Regions from separate parts of the Homo sapiens genome. Here region 1 is linked to region 2. A link is an interaction called in ENCODE POLR2A ChIA-PET data of the cell type or tissue named here. Cell type or tissue: HepG2. All regions are shown on one strand. Each heading gives the region's core, and the rest is flanking DNA. Links, peaks and the distances in the headings are about the cores only. Region 1 has its middle 25 kb from the start of LINC01567. Region 2 has its middle 15 kb from the start of CHP2.

Region 1 (5,384 bases), core at 129-5,128, 910 kb after region 2:
GTGGGGAAGAATTTACAAGTCTAGGCCACACACGGACACTGATCCTATGCCGAATTTGACTTCCAAATAATGTTTCTGTCTCTGCACCACTTACTCCAGAATCTAAGTCCTGGGAGGAAGGATCTAATTGCTCAGCTTCACAGCTAACTTCTTGAACTTGGCTCCTTCAGCTTCCATAGTGGATGATGAGATGAGAGGGGCGACAAGTGACTTAGACAGCCCTCTTGTCAGACCTAATCACAGTACATAATTCTCCCAGCAGGAACACTGGTGCAAATAAGAGGGCAGGCAATTCTAGATCATCGCTGGGTTTTGTTTGTTTTGTTTCTTATCTTTAATTTTTTTTTTTTTTTTTTTTTTTGAGACAGAGTCTCGCTCTGTCGCCCAGGCTGGAGTGCAGTGGCGCGATCTTGGCTCACTGCAAGCTCTGCCTTCCGGATTCACGCCATTCTCCTCCCTCAACCTCCCCAGTAGCTGGGACTACAGGCGCCCGCCACCACGCCCAGCTAATTTTTTTTTGTATTTTTAGTAGAGACAGGGTTTCACCGTGTTAGCTTGTTTTGTTTTTTGAGACAGGGTCTCACTCTGTCCACCAGGCTGGAGTGCAGTGGTGCAATCACAGCTCACTGCATCCTTAACCTCCTGGGCTCAAGTAATCCTCCCGCCCCGGCCAAGAAGAAGCTGGGACTACAGGTGCATACTGCCACACCCAGCTAATTTTTAAATATTTTGTAGAGATAGGGTTTCACTACGTTGCCCAGGCTGGTCTTAAACTCCTAGGCTCAAGCGATCCTCCCGCATCAGCCTCCAAAGTAGCTAGGACTACAGGTTCATGACACTACACCAGGCTAATTTGGTTTTTTTTTGTGGGTTTTTTTTGTTTGTTTTTTGTAGAGTCAAGGTCTCACTATGCTGCCCAGGCTGGTCTCAAACTCCTAGTCTCAAGCAATCTGCCTGCCTTGGCCTCCCAAACTGCTGGGATTACAGGCATGAGCCACCACACCCAGCCCATCACTATTGAATAGAATAATAACACAAACCACACACGTAATTGTAAATATTCTAGTTGCCACACTTTTAAAAGGTAAAAAGAAACAGATGAAATTAATTTTAACATTACAATTTATTGAACCTAACATTTCTAAAATATCTTCATGTCAACCTGAAATCAATATAAAAATTTGTAATGAGATATATTCCTTACTTCCTGTTGTTATTCTAAATCTTTGACATCCAGGGTGTATTTTACACTTACAGTACAGCTGTCATTGAAAACATTTGATCTGTATTTATAGTTACAGTTGAAAAAGTAGAACAGCATATGCAGGTTGTTCCAAAGATACTTAAATATTTTCCAAGTATCAAAAAATCACTTTCCTGTATTATTCACTTCCACATTGGTGAAGCTAGTTCATCTTTATTGGAATAGTGGTTTGACTTTGAAGCAAAAGCATATCAGTTTTAAAACTACTTCTGTCCAGGCTGGGCACAGTGGCTCATGCCTATAATCCCAGCACTTTAGGAGGCTGAGGCGGATGGATCATTTGAGGTCAGGAGTTCAAGACCAGCCTGGCCAACATGGTGAAACCCCATCTCTATTAAAAATACAAAAATTAGTCCGGTGGTAGTGGTGCATGCCTGTAATCCCAGCTACTCAGGAAGCTTGAGCCTGGGAGGCAGAGGTTGCAGTGAGCCAAGATCACGCCACTGCACTCCAGCCTGGGCAACAGAGTGAGACCCTGTCTCAAAAAAAAAACAAAAAACAAAAAACAAAAACCTACTTCTGTCCGAGTTATAGCAATTCACCAATCCTCATGTCAACTCAGTATTAACATGGAATGTAAAAGGATGCTGTATAAATTGAAAAGTAACTCTAAAGTTTGTCAATATCAACAATATTCTTCAAATTTTTCTTGTAAGTTTTGCAGATAATTTACATAATACTGGTGATTACCATTAAAAATATTTTGCAGCCAGGCGCGGTGGCTCATGCCTGTAATCCCAGCACTTTGGGAGGCCGAGGTGGGGAAGATCACTTGAGCTCAGGAGTTCGAGACCAACCTGGGAAACATGACAAGACCCTGTATCTACAAAAAAAAAAAAAAAAAAAAAAAAAAAAAAAAATTAGCAGGCCATGATGGTGCGTGCATCTGTAGTCCCAGCTACTTGAGGGGCTGAGGTGGGAGGATCACTTGAGTCTGGGAGGCAGAGGTTGCCGTGAGCCAAGATAATGCCACTGCACTTCAGCCTGGGCAACAGAGCAAAACCCTGTCTTAAAAAATATATATTTTGCATATTGATTCATGTTAAAAATATGCAGAATCATTACTATTGATTTGTATTATGAAATGTTTTCATTTCAATGTAAATTCTTATACTTTTCCAGCTAGGTCACAGGTTTTTCTTTCTTTAGAGCTTGGAATTTATCTCATTTCATATACACTATGATATTGCTGAGAAAACTTAAGTCACACTGCCATGTTTATCTTTGATTATTAAATATTTGGCAAGCATTCCCTTTGTTTCAAGAAAATCTTGAATTGGAATTGACAGTACAGTAAATCTTTGTAAAACTCTTCCATGACTCAACCAATGAACATTGGCGAAGACCCAAGATCACCCCATTCATTGCCTTCTATTTCTTTCAAAAATCCCATGCACTGGTGGTGATTCACAGCATTTGTATGTATACACTGAACAGTTTTAACAACTGTACCCATGACACTTTCCATGGAGCCTGCTTCCAAAAGCAGCACAAATATTTTCAGTATTTATCATACAGTGGGATGAAGCAATAAGGGAAACATCAGTCTCTTGTTTTGAAACTCCAATAAAACCAGATTTTTGACCAAACATAGCTGGAGGACCATCTGGCATGATAGAAACTAATTTTTTCATATCTAAGTGAAATTTTTTTGGTCAGATGTAAAAGATGTTTTTAAAATCTATGCTACACTTTGGTAAGCCATGAATTGACAAGGTTTTTTCATAAATTTGGAAGACCTTTTTGAATAAATATACCCAGGCTATTAGTTGGGTGGTATCTCATGGCATGACTCAGCTAAATTGTGCAATTTTCCAAAATTTGAATCCATTTAGCTTTAATACGTTCTTTCATTCTATGGGCAATTGTTTGGTGGCTTAATTGCAGATTATTCACTTTCTGTAAAATCTTTATTTTTATTTATTTATTCATTTATTTTGAGACAGAGTTTCCCTCTATTTCCCAGGCTGGAGTGTGGTGGTGCGGATTGACCCCACTCCAGTTTTGACCTCCTGGGCTCAGTGATCCTCCCACCTCAGCCTCCTCCCCAGTAGCTGGGACTACAGGGGTGCACCACCACACTCAGCCATTTTTTTCTATTTTTCGTAGAGACAGGGGTTCACCATGTTGCCCAGGATGATCTCACACTCCGGTGCTCAAGCAATCTGCCCACCTTGGCCTCCCAAAGTGCTGGGATTACAGGTGTGAGCCACCACGCCAGCCTAAAATATCTTTTTAGTCTTTTCCTCATAATTTTCTAACAAAATTTTTACAACTTAAATAATTTTTTTACCATCTTTCCATTAAAAATTGTGTACATGTGTATACGCGCATGCATGCAAGAATCCTAGTCATTTTTATAGCTGGCCAAAGTTATAATCTCTAATCCTGATAAAATAAAATCTATTTAAAAGGTTTTTGCTCAACATTTTATTCTGATTTCAACTAACTAATTTCATTGGGTTTTCTCATTGTGGTAAAATATACACAACATAAAATTTACTATTTTAATCATCTGTAGGTATACATCTCCATGGCATTAAGTACATTCACACTGCTGTGAACCATCACCACCGTCCATCTCTACAACTTTATCTTCCCACACTGAAATTCTGACCCCATTAAACACTAACTCCCCCTTTCGCCCAGGCTGGAGTGCAGTGGTGTGATCTTGGCTCACTGCAACCTCTGCCTCCTGGGTTCAAGGGATTCTTCTGCCTCAGCCTCCTGAGTAGCTGAGATTACAGGCACGCGCCACCATGCCTGGCTAATTTTTGTATTTTTAGTAGAGATGTGTTTTCACCATGTTGGCCAGGCTGGTCTCGAACTCCTGACCTCAAATGATCAGCTGTCTCAGCCTCCCAAAGTGCTGGGATTGCAGGCGTGAGCCACTGCACCCAGCCTATTTTCTATATCTATGAGTTTGACTACTCTAGGAAATTCATATGTGTAGAACCATACAGTATTTATCCTCTTTTGTTGGGCTTATTTCACTTAGCATAATGTCTTCACGGTTCATCCATATTGTAACAAGTGTCAGAATTTCCTTCTTTCTTAAGACCATATACTATCCATTCATCTGTTGATGACCATTGGGGTAATTTTCACCTTTTGGCTATTGGGAATAATGCTGCCATGAACTTGAGTGTACAAGCATCTATTTGAGTTCCTGCTTTCAGTTCTTCTTGATATATACTAAGAAGTGAAATTGCTGGATCCATGGTATTTCTTTAATTTTTGAGCAATTGTACCACTTTCCACAGCAACTTTTTTTTTTTTTTTGAGATGGAGTCTCGCTCTGTCGCCCAGGCTGGAGTGCAGTGGCACAATCTTGGCTCACTGCAACCTCCAACCCCCAGTTCAAGCGATTCTCCTGCCTCAGCCTCCCAAGTAGCTAGGACTACAGGTGCCCACCACCACGCCTGGCTAATTTTTTGTATTTTTAGTAGAGACGGGGTTTCACCGTGTTAGCCAGGATGGTCTCGATCTCCTGACCTCATGATTCACCCGCCTTGGCCTCCCAAAGTGCTGGGATTACAGGCGTGAGCCACCGCGCCCGGCCCACAGCAACCATTTTACAGTCCCACCAGCAAGGCACAAGGGTGGAAGTTTTCTAGTTTGTCTGCATCTTCACCAACACTTGTTTCCTGTGCCGTTTTGTTTTGTTGGTAATCGCCATCCTAATGGGTATGAAGTGGTATTCTGAGGTTTGGATTTGCAGTCTCCTAGTGTCAAGGGATGTTGAGCATCTTTTCATGTGCTTCGTTAGTTCTTTCTTGAATGTGGAGAAAAACTTATCAAACTCACTATGTATTTGCTGAAAATGTCTCAATAGTTTCCACCTTATTCTCATAAAATTTTTTTTCACAACCAACATGCAGCTTTTTTGTTTCACTCTACCACAGCAAGTTGCAACTGTCATCCATCATGAAATCGGTGGCACATCTTCCTACAGTTTCTTAAGCGTTTCCCTTTTTAAAATTGACAAGCAGGCCGGGTGCGGTGGCTCACGGCTGTAATCTCAACACTTTGGGGGACTGAGGCGGGAGGATCGCTTGAGCCCAGGAGTTTGAAATCAGCCTGGGCAACATAGTGAGACCCTGTCTCTACTGAAAAAAAA
Region 2 (5,384 bases), core at 321-5,320:
TTTCTTAGGCATCTTCTGGATTTATTTATGCAAATATATACACATATGTATGTATATATAGATATGTACTTTCTTGGTATTCTCTGGTTTTTTTGTTTTTTATTTTTTTGAGATGGAGTCTCACTGTGTCACCCAGGCTGCAGTGCAGTGGTGCGATCTCGGGTAACTGTAGCCTTTGCCTCCCATGCTCAAGTGATTCTCCTGCCTCAGCCTCCCGAGTAGCTGGGATTACAAGTGTGCACCACCACACCCAGCTAATTTTTGTATTTTTAGTAGAGACAGGGTTTCACCATGTTGTCCAGGCTGGTCGTGAACTCCTGACCTCAAGTGATCCACCTGCCCTGGCCTCCCAAAGTGCTGGGAATACAGGCATGAGCCACTGCTCCTGGCCACATTCTGTTGTATTTTTAACAGAAAAGATAGCATATTATTCACAATCATGCATATTGTTCTACAACTAGCTTTTTCATGTGACATATCTTGGAGATCTTCCTATATGAGTTTGTAGAAAGGTTTCTCCCTTCCTTCTTTCTTGCCTTCCTCTCCTTCCTTCCTTCCTTTCTTCCTTCCATCCTTCCTTCCCTCCTTCCATCCTTCCTTCCTTCCTTCCCTCCTTCCTTCCCTCCTTCCTTCCTTCCTTCCTTCCTTCCTTCCTTCCTTCCTTCCTTCCTTCCTTCCTTCCTTCCTTCCCTCCTTCCCTCCCTCCCTCTCTCCCTCCCTCCCTCCATCCCTCCCTCCCTCCCTCCCTCCCTCCCTTCCTTCCTTCCTTCTTTCCTTCTTCTCTCTCCTTCCCTCTTTCTTACAGCTTCATTTTATTTCATGGTACTGTACTTTATTTAACCTGATGGACACTTGGATGGTTTCTGTTTCCTTTTTTTTCTTTTTTTTGGCTAGGTAAAAAACCAATTTTGCATCAGATAACCTTGTGCACATATCATTTTACAAACATGCGAGTGTTTCTGTAGGGTTAATTCTTAGAAGTTGGATTGCTGAGTCTAGGAGTCCATATAATATATTTGGGATTTTAATGGATAGTATCCACATGACCTCTGCAGGAGTTATACCAATGAACACAACCCTCTACAGGGAGAAACTGAAATGAGAGTGCCTAGGTCCTGAGAGCCTCACCACCAGTATATTTTTCCAACTTCAGAATTCTTTTTTCTATTCTCAGAAATTAAAAATGGTATCTCCGTGTAATTTTAATTTGTGTTTCTCTTAAGGCTGAAGTCAAATTAGATGCTTAGTTTTATGTATGTATGTATGTATGTATGTATGTATGTATATATGTATGTATGTATGTATGAATTTGTTTACTTATTTATTTTTGAGACAGTCTTGCTCTATCACCCAGGCTGGAGTGCGTTAGTGCAATCTCGGCTCACTGCTTCTGGTTTCAAGTGATTCTCGTGCCTCAGCCTCCTGAGTAGTTGGGATTATAGGCGTGTGCCACCACATCCAGCTAATTTTTTGTATTTTTAGTAGAGACAGGGTTTTTCTATGTTGGCCAGGCTGGTCTTGAACTCCTGGACTCCGCTGATTGGACCAGGCGTGGACACTTGATCCCAGCTAAGCCAAGTAGATCTATTCTCTTTAAAATCTGAATTGATGGCGAGCGGGTTTGGGAACCCTGGAGTGGTAAGATACTGTAGGATCTGGGTCAGAGTTGATGCTGTGGAACCCAAAGTCAAGGGCAACTCTGTTTTTTTTTAGGAGATGGGATCTCACTGTTGCCCAGTCTGTTCTCAAACTCCTAGCCTTGAGGGATTCTCCTGCCTCGGCTTCCCAAAGTACTGGGCTCACAGGCATGAACCACTGCACCCAGGCACTAAGTCAAGGGCAAGTCCAAGTTACGGAGGAGACGGACTGTGGGAGCCTTTTAGAGGACACTGACTTACAGAGAAAAAAGAGAAATACCCAGAAAGAGAGAAGCAGAGAGGGAGATGATCTGCACCCAAAGACAGACAGACAGAGAGAGAGAGAACAAGAGAGAGCCAGAGTGCCAGGTAGCTGGTTAGCTGAACTTCTTGCTCTAGGTTTCCATGAAATTCCTCTGATCCTTATACTAAAATACGTTCTTTATAATGTATTTCATTTCCTTCAACAAATCCCCAGCATTTGGATGAGAAATATATAGAATGCATGCATATACATTGCTGGTGGAAGTGTAAAATCATATAAATACTTTGGAAAACAGTTGGGCATTATCTCTTCAAGTTGAATATAGCCACCCTCCATATCTGTGGGTTCTGTATCTGTGGTTTCAACCAACCTTGGATTGAAAATATTCGGGAGAAAAACTCATAAAAAATAACAATACAACAATAAAAAATAATACCAAGAGGGCAGGCGTGGTGGCTCATACCTGTAATCCCAGCACTTTGGGAGGCCAAGGTGGGTGGATCACTTGAGGTCAGGAGTTCGAAACGAGCCTGGCCAACATGGTGAAACCCCGTCTCTACTAAAAATACAAAAATTATCTGGGCATGGTGGCTAATGCTTGTAATTCCAGTTACTTGAGAGGCTGAGGCTGGAGAATCGCTTGAACCTGGGAGGGGAGGCCTCAGTAAGCCAAGATCATGCCACTACACTCAAGTGACAGAGCGAGACTCTGTCTTTAAAAAACAAACAAACAAGCAGTCAACATAAGAATGTGCTTTTTTTTTTTTTTTTTTTTTTTTGACAGTCACCCTGTGACACTCACTCTGTCACCCAGGCTGGAGTGCAGTGATGTGAACATAGCTCACTGTAACCTTGAACTCCTGGGCTCAAGGACTCAAGCAATCCTTTCAGCTCAGCCTCCCTAGTCACTGGAACTACAGGTACACCACCATGCCTGGTCATTTTTAGATTTTTTTGTATAGATGGGGTCTCACTATGTTGCCTGGGCTGTTCTTGAACTCCTTGAACTTAAGGGATCTTCCTGCTTTGGCCTCCCAAAGTGCTGGGATTACAAGTGTGAGCCACCATGCTTGGTCTAAAATATGCACTTCTAAGGAATACATATAAAATGAACTAAACATAAATAGGAAAGCAAGAGAATGATGAATATGGGATTCAGAACGATGGCTCCCTACTTGGGGAAACCATGTGGTTAGAGGTTGGCTACTGCTAAGTTCCTAGCTTTTGTTTTTAGTGAGTGGTTTTGCGGATGCTGAATACCTTATTAAAAACTGCTAACTAACAACATAAAGGCAGGCCATACACGAAACACTGATAAGAGTATGCCTTGAGCCAAGGGTATTCATTATCATGAATAATCCAATTCTACGAACCTGATGTTCAAACAGAAAAAGAAATATAAAGGAGAGTGACTTTTAACAATCTTTAATAAATTTTATTACTGGTTAAAGGTACAAAAATGTTGACATGTGTTAACTCTTATATCCTCTTCTCCAATTTTATATTTTATGATGGTTACTACTAAAAAGCAATGCAGGCTGAGAGAAGTGGCTCACCCCTGTAATCCCAGCGCTTTGGGAGGCTAAGGTGGGCGGATCACTTAAGGTCAAGAGTTAGAGACCAGCCTGGCCAACATGGTGAAACCCCATCTCTACTGAAAATACAAAAACTAGTGGGGCATGGTGGTGCACCTGTAGTCCTGGCTACTCAGGAGGCTGAGGCAGGAGAATTGTTTGAACCCAGGAGATGGAGGTTGCAGTGAGTTGAGATCATGCCATTGCACTCCAGCCTGGGCAACAGAGCAAGACTCTGTCTCACAAAAAAAAAAAAAAAAAAAAAAAAAGAAAAAAAAACCCAACGCAGAGTGGTATCAAACAATAGCCATAGTAACAGCTTTCGTTTTTTAGTGCATGCTGTGTACCAGATGCTGTGATAAGCCAATCACAGGCATTTATGTCATTTACTCCTGAACACATTCTTAGGTACCAGCTACTATTTTTCCCCTCCATTTACAATACCGTTAAGGAAACTAAAGTTCAGAGAGATTTAGTGAATTGCCTTAGGCTACATGACATATGGGCCAACACCCCATTAATTACACTTTTTTTTTTTTGAGACAATCTTGCTCTGTTGCCCAGGTTGGGGTGTAGTGGCATGATCTTGGCTCACTGCAACCTCTGCCTCCTGGGTTTAAGCGAATCTCGTGCTTCAGCCTCCCAGATAGCTGGGATTACAGGTGCACACCACCACGCCCAGCTAATTTTTGTATTTTTAGTAGAGACGAGGTTTCACCATGTTGGCCAGGCTGGTCTTGAACTCCTGATCTCAAGTGATCCGCCTGCCTCAGCTTCCCAAAGTGTTGGGATTACAGGCGTGAGCCACCACTCCCAGCCAATTACAGACAATTAATATAACAATTATGTGCAACATGCAAACGTCTTTTTTTTCTTTCTTTCTTTCTTTTGTTTTTGTGAGATGGAGTCTTGCTCTCTTGCCAGGCTGGAGTGCAGTGGTAGGAATCTCCACTTGCTGCAACCTCCACCTCCCAGGTTCAAGTGATTCTCCTGCCTCAGCCTCCCCAGTACTGGTATTACAGGCGTGTGCCACCATCCCGGCAGCATTGTGTTTTTCATACAGATGGGGTTTCACCATGTTGGCCAGGCTGGTCTCGAACTCCTGACCTCAGGTGATCCATCCACCTTGACCTCCCAAAATGCTGGGATTACAGGTGTGAGCCACCACGCTTGGCTGGAAACATCTTTTTTATCCTCAAATACCATTTAGAATCAATACAACTCAATTTGTAATCCTATTCTGCCCTCCCCCACCAAAAAAAAAAAAGATAAATTCCATCCCTATCTCTGTAGAACAAAAATGTACCTGTCGTACCTGGGGTGATCCCTTATTGATATCAAAGGTTTTTAGGTGTCTTTTCAGTTTCCCTGTCAAGGCACATTGGGAAATTCATGCCTGAATCTCTAGTAACATCTGTCTTGCCAGGAGTCAGCCAAGTGTGCCTGCCAAACCCTGCCTGCTGCCTGTTTTTGTGTGGTCTGTGGGCTAAGATAGTTTTTGCATTTTTTAATGATCAGAAAAAACCAAAAGGAGAATGGTATTTTGTGACATGTGAGAATTATATGAAATTCAGATTTCAGGGTCTGTAAATAAAGTTGTGTTGGAACTCTTATTCCTTTGTCTATTGTCTATGCTACTTTTGCCCTGCAGAGCAGAGCTGAGTAGATGTAATACAGACCGTACAGCCTGCAAAATTAAAATATTTACTATCTGTCCCTTTGCAGAAAATGTTGGCTGATCCCTGTCTTATACTAACAAATTCACACATAGTAGCATATCCATTGCAAAATAACTTCAAGTTTAATTTTTTTTTTTTTGCTGTTGTTGAGATAATTGCCATTTGTTTTGTGCCAGGGTTAGAGACATTGAGTACTTTTGGAGGAGATTCTTGGAGTGAACATTTTTTT

Evidence for each region. ChIA-PET counts read pairs that join two places held together with the same protein. Peaks named below come from ENCODE experiments on the same cell type or tissue, not always from the same donor. Only the 100,000 strongest peaks of a DNase experiment are listed, where the experiment ranks them.
Region 1: POLR2A ChIA-PET joins it to region 2 with 9 read pairs; 1 of 35 experiments calls an interaction of 5 or more read pairs at or near these places.

What each region holds. Positions count from the first base shown.
Region 1 is chr16:24,643,744-24,649,127 of GRCh38, forward strand. It overlaps a transcript of TNRC6A not described here. Among named protein-coding and RNA genes, the nearest start is that of LINC01567, 25 kb to the right of the region's middle. In HepG2, for the core only: no CTCF peak of the experiment used is centred there; a DNase peak (open chromatin) is centred at 2,668.
Region 2 is chr16:23,736,941-23,742,324 of GRCh38, forward strand. No RefSeq gene overlaps it. Among named protein-coding and RNA genes, the nearest start is that of CHP2, 15 kb to the right of the region's middle. In HepG2, for the core only: no CTCF peak of the experiment used is centred there; a DNase peak (open chromatin) is centred at 2,761.